Linked DNA regions of Mus musculus: region 1 is linked to region 2. Evidence: chromatin loops called from intact Hi-C (ENCODE). Cell type or tissue: heart. All regions are shown on one strand. Each heading gives the region's core, and the rest is flanking DNA. Links, peaks and the distances in the headings are about the cores only.

Region 1 (5,380 bases), core at 136-5,135, 51 kb before region 2:
CTAGAATGTAGTTTGGTTTCTAAATGTTATTTCCTGGTTTAAAAAGGCTAAAGCCTCATTGAAGAAATGGCTGGTTGCCATTTCTCACAATAGCCAGCCACAGTCACTGGGAGTTACAAAATGCCACAGCTGAGATGTGAATGGTCCCAGCTGGAGGCTTTGTTTTAGGGGGCTGTAGAACATTCTGGATACAGGGTGTAGTTGGCACTTGGGACAATGCAGGCAGGGCTAGAGGACTACAGTGTGCCCAGCTCCTGCCAGCTGGGGTTGTCTGCTTCTTGACTGCCTCACTCAGGACTTAGCTACTTCACACTCCTGCCATAGCTACAAGCTATCATGAGTTCTTCTATGCCTTCCCAACAACCCACTGCACTCTCTCAAACCACAAAGCAAAAGAAATCCTTCCTCTCTCAAGTTGTTCTTCTGTTATTTTATCACAGTGACAAGAAAAGCGGCTATTAATTTTAGTAACAATATTTAAACCTTGTCCTTTTGTAAGACTTTTAATTATAAATATATGTGTCTGTGATGGTTTGTATATGTTGGGCCCAGGGAGTGGCACTCTTAAAGAGTATGGTCCTATTGGAGTAGGTGTGGCTTTGTTGGAGTAGATGTGTCACTGTGGCTTTAAGACCTTCATTTTAGCTGTCTAGAAGCAAGTATTCTGCTAGCAGCCTTCAGATGAAGATGAACTCTCAGCTCCTCCTGCACCATGCCTGCCTGGACGATGCCCTGCTCCCACCTTTATGATAATGGACTGAACCTCTGAACCTGTAAGCCAACCCAATTAAATGTTGTCCTTGTAAGACTTGTCTTGGTCATGGTGTCTGCTCACAGCAGTAAAAATCTAAGACAGTGTCTGTGTGTAGGCCATATATTTGTGGGTACCTGAGAGAGTTAGAGGAAAGAGTCAGAAGCCCTGAAGCTGCTGTGAGCTGTCTGACATGGGCTGCTGGAAACTGGATACATGTCTCCAATCCCAAACACTGCTAAGTTCTACTATGCATTCCTAGTCAGTGCTTGCAGCTTCCAAGTCCCAGCCTGTACCTAGGAATCAGAAACTGAGACAGGGGCTTCAGAGTCCACTTTCAGCCATGCATTTCACTCTCCTAAAAAGAGCTGGGTCACTACACCACCAGGCTTTTCTTGTAAGGTATCGAGTGCATGATGTTCAGTCTTTGAGTTAACTACTCAAGACTGTGGGTTGACTTTCTTCTAGACAGAATTCCTGAAGGTTAAGAGTTTAATATTCACTTGAGTCATGCAAACTCCTTAGACTTGTATTTGGAAAAGCAAAGACAATTAATTCATACTTTTTGGCTGATAAAAAGTAATGCCCTAAAAACCTCAGGGTGAGACGAGTGTGGTGGTACACGCTTTTAATCCCAGCACTCGGGAGGCAGAGGCAGGTGGATTTCTGAGTTCGAAGCCAGCCTGGTCTACAAAGTGAGTTCCAGGACAGCCAGGGTAGAGAAACCCTGTCTCAACCAACCAAAAAAAAAAAAAAAAAAAAAAAAAAAACCCCAAAAACCAAAAATCAAAAACCAACTTCAGGGTGTCTCATCTTTTACTGCAATATTATACTCTCATCCACAAAATGTGGAGAGCTGTAGTCATCACCTACCCTGGAGACATGAAGTCCACAGGCTGCAGGGTGGACATACCCAAATGGTTATGTGGGTAACTCAGAATGGCCAGGCGCAATACTTTCGTAATTCTCAAGTTGACCTGCAAAAAACATCCTAATAGGAGAGGCTCAGCCCACACCCTTGCGCATCAGATGAACGACAGCGGGTGGGAGCGAGAGAATGGGGCATCTTTTTTTCTCACAGTTTCCCACGCTGCTTCTCACCCAGAAGACGAGTGTTCCAAACACTCCTAACAGAGCTGCCCATTTCTTGGCCTGTGATTTCTTCTTTACACTGGCATTGGATCAGTTCACCTTGAATGTATCTACTTGGTGGACCCAGGCTTCCACCTGCAAGCTGGTAACAGCACAGATAACCGGCCACGGACCAAGGCACTTCTACAACTTCATCACTCTCTACTGAACCTGTCAGCCACAACCTGGTTAATTATTCAGAAAGCATGGTTGTATATAAAAGGAATGTGTCAATACCTTTGGAAAATGAAATGCTAAAACTCCACTGTGCTAAGGTAATTATAAGACCCTTCGCCCAAGCAAGGGGAAAAAAAGCACAACTTTGTTTTTTGTTTTTTGTTTTCCCTGTTTAGACTGGCTTGTATGTACACGATTTCAGGGCTGACCACTTGCAACTGGATTACCATTTTCTAGGCTCAACACTGGGGCAGATGGATTCTCCTCTCTCAGCAATGATGAATTTCCTGTGGTCTTAGGTCTCTGGTGAGGTCCTGTGAGACGTTCCGCATCCATGTTGCCATGTCAACTGTTGATGTCACTGTTCAGGCAACCATATTGTTGTGGTATGATGGGTGTGCAGCTTCCCTGTCATTTCTAAGAAACACAAAATCAAGGCATATTTCCTGGTTCTCTGGCTCTTACAGCTTGCCTAATCTTTCTGTGCACCCTCCTGCTGTGTCCCCTGAGCCTCCTGTGCAGGACTGTGCTGTAGCTGTGTCAGCTGGCATCGGGCACTCTGTGGTCAGCTGCTCTCAGCATTTTGGGCACTTGTGGATTTCTGTTATGGTCTCCATCTGCTACAAAAAGAAGTTCCTCTAACGAGGGATGAGAGCTCCACTCATGGATCCACAACTGGATTTAGCATGCAGTTAGGAATCATGCCAGTTCAGTAAAGTGACAGTGACAGGTTCTCCTCTAGGATCCTTCCTCATTTGTTTTTTATCCCAAAAGAAAAACACTCAAAGTAAAGCATGAACATTTAATTGCCTTTAAATAATACATGAAATAATTTACATGCTATACATCCCAAAACACAATGAACATAAATCTAATTTTATGAGACATTTACACAGACTTTTGCCAACGTATGTCCTGTACGTCACTCAGGATGTTTTCTGTGTGAGCATGTAAACACATATATACATGTGAAGTTGAAAATTAGCATAAGGAACCCAGAAGATGACTAGGAAGTCTGCCACAGAAGTCTAAAACCACAACTTGACTGGAACCAAGGCACAAAACCCTCCTGTTGTGGACACAGAGATTAAGTTTCCTTTCTCAATGTCTAAACACTGTTCATTATACATTGTAATTTTTAGTATATTTCTGTTACTTTTTAAAATGCAGTGTTTTTATTACATAAGGTCTTACAGAAGTGAATTGGAAAAATAAGGACTAGATAAAATCATATACGATAAAGCTTTCCTTTTTTTTCCCAAAAAAAAAAAAAAGATACATATGTTCAAAACTAACACAAGAAATACTACAGATATAGGTGTGGTCAGGAGGTATATAAGACAATGTACACAGATTTTGTAGTGCCCCTGAACTGTACCTCACACACCATCAATGATATTAAACTTTGAGAGCCAGCTGGTAATACTGACAGTTGTAAGTGATTTTTTAGAAAAGATATGTATGCCCCAGTGCACAGAATAACAATGAGCCTATAAAGCAAAATAAACCTTTTCCTGCGTCAAAGCTGCTTCTGTTGGACATTAGCTGGCTCCCCCAGTGCTCCCTTCTCTGCCCCTCCTATATTAAGAGTAAGGAAATATGCTCCACACAAAAATGATTGCTTTAGAATTCGTAACCAAGCAAAATCTCCACTACCCGCACTTCCCTTTTTCCTTTACCTGAAAGTTTATAGGCAGCTACAGTCAAGTTAAAAATGTATTTAGTACTCAGAACGCTTTAGAGCTTTGCCACTTTAAATGTACAGTTATCAAAGGATTAAAGCCAACCACAGAGTAAGAATTAATAGACTGCAGTAAGCCGAAAGTAAATGCCAAATGTGCTTATACTAGCCTAAGAAATGAGTCCTCTAAGCTGTGAATAATGAACTGTCAGCTGCAGCTTGGAACAAATGACAACGAGAACAAAGCCTTCGGTAACACTGATTTTAAATACGGGTGGAGCTGGCTAATTACAAACTAGCAGAGTATGTCTACAACTTTCCATGGTGGAGCACTGCAGTGTGCGGCCCCCAAGTAATCAGAGTGCAGTTAGTTCTTCATATGAAATAAGGCTGATTAAAGGAGAGATCAAACATCCTGTCCTCGGCTATAAAACCCACAGAATAAACTGAGAGTCTACTTTAAGGCTGTCCCATAAGTACTTTTCATGGCACTTTAATGTTAAAACGTCACTATATTTTTGACTATATATTTGGATTTTTGTGACTGCAAAATCCACAGTCACACAGCTCCAGAACTGAAAGCACATGCCACATCAGTCACTGAGGGTTCAGGTTGTCAGGTCTGTTTTCTCAGAGTTAGAGGAAAGCTACTGAGCGTGGCTGGAATTAACATCTGAATCAACAGACTGTCAGCTCACCAGTCCTGTGTAACCCCTTTCCAGTACATACACACACTAGCACTCACTTCCTACAGAAATGAGTATGTTCTTGTTACAAATGGCACTTAGCTGACTCACTCCTCTCAAGAGTTGCTATGATCCTTTTCTCAGCTACCTACTTTCTCACTTACTGCTAAGCCCCAAAGTCACTCAACAACCCCTCCTGCCCATGTGTACAGACCATCCTCACAACTATACATTTCTTACACTACAGTCATCCAGGGATCACGGAAGGAGGCTAACAAGTCATTCTGGCCACCCCGTACTCCAAGCTGACCACGGTAGGCTCCGACTTAGAAAATTCCTCGGCATAGTCACAGTAGCGATTATCTGCTGGGCTGCTGCCCTCTATAGCTCGGAGTGTGTCCTTCACGGGAAGCAGACTCGGCTCTTTGAGACACAGCGAGGTTTTCAGGGCAGGTGATTCAGGGTGGACAGCATGCAGCAACTCCTTCGTTAGGATGCCATTTTTGCATTGCTTAATTTTCTAAAGCAAAACAAAACGTTGAAAAAACATTAGTAACTACAGCTAACAGGTGATCGATCTACATGGAGTGAAGAAAATATGCTTTTACAAGTGTTCCCCTTGTGTATGATACACAATTATGAACTCAATAACTAAAAATCCCAAGAGCAAGCCGGGCAGCGGTGGTACACGCCTTTAATCCCAGCACTTGGGAGACAGAGGCAGGCGGATTTCTGAGTTCAAGGTCAGCCTGAGTGAGTTCCAGGACAGCCAGGGCTACACAGAGAAACACTGTCTCGAACCCCAGCCCCTCAAAAAAAGGAAATCTCAAGAGCTTGAAATTTATCAAAGAAAATGCTTCATTAAGTGTTTACGTTTGTCAATTGTTTCAACCAGATTTGACTGTATAGGCCACTAGGTCTGCACATGCCAGAAACACACATATTCCTTAGAAA
Region 2 (5,380 bases), core at 197-5,196:
TACTATCTGTTTTGATACCCTCTTAGATGCCCAACTAAAAGTCCAAGTGCAGGGTTCACTTTAGGTGAGAATCCAATGGAAGCCCCAACTACATAACACCCTAGACAGAAACTCCTCCAATCCAGTGCCCCCAGAGAAGGATCCACCTTGACAATGAGAACAGAAAGAGCAGAGCTTGTGTTGGAAACATTAAAACCATGAAAATGCCACTAGGCAGATTTATATTCTGGATTCATTTGAATTATCTAATCCAAGAACATTCAAGAGGTAAATGGTGTTTAATTGGGCCGGGGCTAGTGGTGCCTCAAGACTTTAAAGTAGCAAGCACCAAGTCCTTGCTGGTGCAATATGCCTCTGTAATGAACCTCAAATAATTCTGATAATCTTCCAAGGAAAATTAAATTAAGGGCTGGAGAGATGGCTCAGCAGTTAAGAGCACTGACTACTCTTCTAGAGGTCCTGAGTTCAATTCCCAGCAACCATATGGTGGTTTACAACCATCTGAAATAGGGTCCGATACCCTCTTCTGGTGTGTCTGAAGACAGCTACAGTGTACTCACATACATAAAATAAAAATAAATGTTAAAAAAAGAAAGAAAATTAAATTCAAATCAGTAAAGAAGCACATAAGGAACTGTTTTTGAAGTGGTGGGAGGAATAAGAGATTGTATATTCATCAGGCTTAGCTTACTAAAAACATTATGCAGATCAGTATAAGGACATAGAAGACAATAGAAACATTAGCAATGTCATGGCAAAGAGTGCTTAGATGATCCTTTGGAGGAGGCTTGGTTGCTTACACTAGACTAGGTTTTGTGTGACCTTTTCCTGGGGAGATATGAACAAACACCTACTCACTCCAGATAGGGAGTGACAAAGGACACATCCCACCGATATCTCGTTTGGGCAACCAACAAATTCACCGGGCTTACTTACAGGAGTGGGTTAGGAGTACAAAACAGCTGCATATGAAATCTTATCTCAGCATGGAGGGGGCTTCTCCAGAAGTGTATAGATGGAGTCCCCTCTTCAGTTAACTTTCCACACTCTGTAAATTGTAGCACCTCTCAACACCACATGCTGCTGGGGCAGAATTACATACAATTGGGAAGCATTAACAGAGGCAAGGGACTTTTTAAGTCTAGTCTTAAACTTTATGTATCCACTAGCATGCAATATATTATAATACCATTGATCAAAAATTCCAGGTTTTTTGTCTCTGTGGGATATGGGTCAACTATCACTGTTGTATAGCTAAACTTTGCCATAAATCATACATGAATATATGATAATTTGAATGTATCTTCTGAAGCTTTCTTTCTTTCTTTCTTTCTTTCTTTTTTTTTTTGCACAAGCTTTTATTAGAGTCAGGTTGAGATTTTTCAGTAATTTTTGAATTTTAAAGTCACAGATTTACAGAATTACTGAAAGTATTCCATATGCCCACAGTTTTTCTGGTCATAGACATATATTAGTCTCTACTATATTTTAAAATAATCATCCTTTCTCACTGACCTTATGAGTCCTCAGAGCCAGACATGTAGCTCTTGCTAATTTTATGTTGGTATTTTCAAGTTTTGGAGCCTTTCAATAAAAATCTGGGTTCCTCTTAGGTTTTTTGTTTTTGTTTTTTTTTTTCCAGTTAAAAGGAAAGTTTACTGGGACATTCATGCCACTACTGCACCAATAAAGATATCTTGCCAGGTTACTCCTTATTGTAGTTTGCATGGCTCATGGCTGACATGACATCATGTGCCAAACACACCTTTTGACGTCATCTAACTTTTGTGACCTGCCAAAGGGAAATGGCGAGGAACAGAGTTTTCATCACTATGAGTATTTGGGGGAGAGGACAGGGCTCTACAATGAATCTGGAGGGTGTTCCGGTTCAGCCAACTGCAGGTAGCAATGCTCAAGGTCAACACAAAACAAGTGCTGAATTGTGGGGGAGCTGTGAGAAAAGAAGTGCCAAGGATTTGTCATATAAAGGGCACTGAGGGCCAGACTCAGAGACCGTTGGGCTTTTGTTCGAATCACTACCATGGGGAGGATTGTGCTTTAGCATAAATCTGAGGGGTCTGATGATGGGATCAATTTCATCGAACAAAACTTGGCAGCTGGTCAACGCACTTGCAGGAATAGTATGCCAATTCCTGCCAGAGAATTAAAGAACCATGATATGATGGCAGTGTCCCCAGACCACCGCTAAGAAGCATTTCTTGGTGCCCACGTTGCTCCGGGTGCCCGTACATTCTAATTTACATCCCTCTGGGTTTTTTTTTTTTTTCAGATTTATTTATTTTATGTATGAGTGCACTGTAGCTGTCTTCAGACACACCAGAAGAGGACATCAGATCCCTTTACAGATGGTTGTGAGCCACCATGTGGTTGCTAGGAAATTGAACTCAGGATCTCTGGAAGAGCAGTCGGTGCTGAGCCAGCTCTCCAGCCAGATCGCTCATCCCTGTCCTTACACTTTCCAATTCGCAGTTCCTCTCGTAAATACCCCAAGTTATGGGAAAGCCACATAGCCAGGAAGCAGTCTTCAGGGAAGGTCCCCAAGAACGGCACCCATCCCATTCACCGTCCACTAGGATTTGGGGCACAGTGTCCTGACCTCAGACTCGGAGGCAGAGGAGCCTGGCAGTGTCACGCCGCCCCGCTGAACCCTCCGTGCAGGAAGCACAAGCGTGCAGTACCATGGGGTGCTGACCGGAAGCGTGTGCGACTTAAAACCCGTACATTTCTGGACCCTCAAAAGGTAGACACCCTCTTTTTTTCTCGGGTGCAGCGACACCCAAATGAAACTCAGACGTCCCCTTGGAGGAATGTGAGGTGACGACCAAGGTCTTCTCCAACTCTAGAACTCTACGCATGGCTTTTGACAGGAGGCCGGACCGAAGCCGCACTCCAGGGCCTTCATTCAGGAAGTAAAGCACGAAATCCCGCGAGACTCTCCGGGCACTTCAGGGGCTTAGCGCTTTAAGCGAGTAGGCGGGGCGCCCACCTTACCTCATCCGCCCGGCCTCACACGAGTACCGCTTCCACTCCGATCCCAGGGTTCCCTGCGCGGCGGGCGCGCTTCTAGTGCGTTCGGCGCGCGGGCGGTGTCGCGCATGCGTTCGCCTGTGGCTCCGCCCACTCCGCCCTCGCCTTGCCGCACCGCCGCTTGGGGTTGTTTCCCACCCGGTACCCGCTGGGCACCAGCTATGTGGCACGTCCCTCTTCGGCAGTGAAGGGACAGAAGCGTCCTAGGCCTCTCCACCCTAGCTGACGCCTTCGCGCCAAGGGCCGCCATGGCCACGGGGTTCTCCTTCGGGTCTGGGACCCTCGGCTCCACCACTGTGGCCCCCGGCGGGACCGGAGCGGGCAGCGGCTTCTCCTTCGGGACCGTCGCGTCTAGGTAATGGTGCCGCCTAGCAGGGGACCCTGGTGCTTCCCCGCGGAGGTCTGCACATCGAGGCCTGCCTTCAGGCTGCTAGGCTTCCCTACGAGCCGCGCAGTGGGCTGTGGACCCCTGCCGCCGAGGCTCTGCAGTCCCCGGTCGCGCCGCGACGACGCGGAGTGGGCCCGACTGCGGGAAGCGGCCTGGAGTCGCGGCTACGCCTACGCGACCCCTCGGGTTCAGGGATAGAATGAGTGTTGAATGAATGACAGCTTGTTGCTGGCTTTTAGGAACAGAAAAATAGGTAGGATGTAAGTTAAAAAAAATATCCCCGGGTGGTTTAGATTTCGGTTTTGAACGTTACGATGCATTGGATTTATGATTTTTTGTTTGTTTCAAGCCTTTGTGCCACAGGACCCCCTTCTGTCTTTTTAACATTTTTATGGCATGTATTGTATCATAGTTATTTTGTGCCCTATACAGATTAGCATAGCATCGCAAAGCATTTTGTGTTATAACCATCCACCACATGATCTTTTCCGTTCACTGCAAGCTTAAGTGGTATATTCTTCAGTTTGTGTAATAGATTCCGGTAGTGACAGATGAGTAGCTAGGGATTCCAAAAAGCTATTTCACTGAAAGCATTAATCACTCAGACTCGGCCTTTGGTAAAGAGTTGATCAAATGAGGAAATGTGTACTCGAAGGACAGGTATCTCCCGAGGCATAACAAGACCTATAGGCTTAATGTCTCAAAGAAAGCTCGCTCTCTCTCTCTCTCTCTCTCTCTCTCTCTCTCTCTTAACAGCCCCCGTTAGATACAGCAAATCCAAAATAACAGTACAATCAGACTGCCCCAGTTAAGTCCCATTTTTGCATATGCTTTCTTAATCTTCACTACCTATGTTGTCGAGACACAGGCGACGGTGTGCTCTGCTGTCTCTTTTAACTTTCACCTTGTTTTCTTGTGTCATCGATTAACTGGCTTTAGGTTTGTCGTTTTTAATGGTGTATCTTACTTAGTTCTTTTTTTTTTAAAGATTTTAATTATTTTTATTTAATGTGTGTGGGTGTTCTGCTTGCATCTGTGCATCATGGCTGTGCATTGCCCTTAAATACCAGAAGAGTCCGTCAGACACCCCCCCCCCCCAACCACCACCACTACCACACCACACCACACTGGAGTTAAGGCCCACTGTGAGCTACCAAGTTTTAAATTTAAAATGGAGGGATAGTTTGGGAAGTGGTGGTGCACGCCTTTAATCCCAACACTCTGGAAGCAGAGGCAGGCAGATTTCTGAGTTCCAAGCCAGCCTGGTCTACAAAGTGAGTTCCAGGACAGTCAGGGCTACACAGAGAAACCCTGTCTCGAAAAACAAAACAAGACAAAATATATAAATAGTATATATATTATATAAATATATATCATATATTTTATATATATAAAATGAAATAAAGTACTTTTAGTTTTAAGTCATGGGAGACTAACACAACAGAGTACTCCTGCCTTTACTCATCATTTGTAACTGCATTCTAGTTCTTTAAGAAGCTCCTTTGTCACTGTGACACTCTGCTTACTAGACATCGTCTGCTACTTGCCTTCCTATTGAAAGTATTCGTTTTAAGTGTTTAAATTGCAGCTTTCCCCTCTTGGGTTCCTAGGGTGTGCAGAAGACTGAATGACTCTTCTGGCTGACTGTGGGGTTGATAGTTCCTGGACCTAAGCAGCATGATATTCTGACCAGGACTGTGGTTGTCTTAATTTTAGCTAGCAATTGGTTGTTTTTTTAAATCGGAGCTATCTCTCCATCACCTTGCAGGTGGTTGGTGTGCTTGCCCATGCTCGCTTGAGTGCACGCGCTCTCTCGCTTGCTCTCTCTCTCATCTCTCTCTCTCTCTCTCTCTCTCTCTCTCTCTCTCTCTCGTGTGTGTGTGTGTGTGTGTGTGTGTGTGTGTGTGCGCGCGCGCCTGTGTATTTGGTAGACAAGCCTTCATC

Evidence for each region. Peaks named below come from ENCODE experiments on the same cell type or tissue, not always from the same donor. Only the 100,000 strongest peaks of a DNase experiment are listed, where the experiment ranks them.
Region 1: a loop joins it to region 2, with 5 times the contacts of the local background. A loop is called at or near these places in 1 of 42 quality-filtered maps.

Annotation. Positions count from the first base shown.
Region 1 is chr14:60,299,839-60,305,218 of GRCm38, reverse strand. Mtmr6 (myotubularin related protein 6) reads right to left here. Exons shown (of 14, transcript NM_144843.4): 14 at 2,848-4,946. The coding sequence ends at 4,698. Among named protein-coding and RNA genes, the nearest start is that of Mtmr6, 37 kb to the right of the region's middle. In heart, for the core only: no CTCF peak of the experiment used is centred there; no DNase peak of the experiment used is centred there.
Region 2 is chr14:60,249,186-60,254,565 of GRCm38, reverse strand. It overlaps Nupl1 (nucleoporin like 1), which reads left to right and starts at 3,087. Exons shown (of 15, transcript NM_170591.2): 1 at 3,087-3,403. The coding sequence starts at 3,297. It overlaps Gm38641 (a long non-coding RNA gene), which reads right to left and starts at 3,092. Exons shown (of 3, transcript XR_874661.1): 1 at 3,013-3,092. In heart, for the core only: a CTCF peak has its summit at 2,389 (motif pointing right); a DNase peak (open chromatin) is centred at 3,055; H3K4me3 peaks cover 2,856 bases; H3K27ac peaks cover 2,555 bases.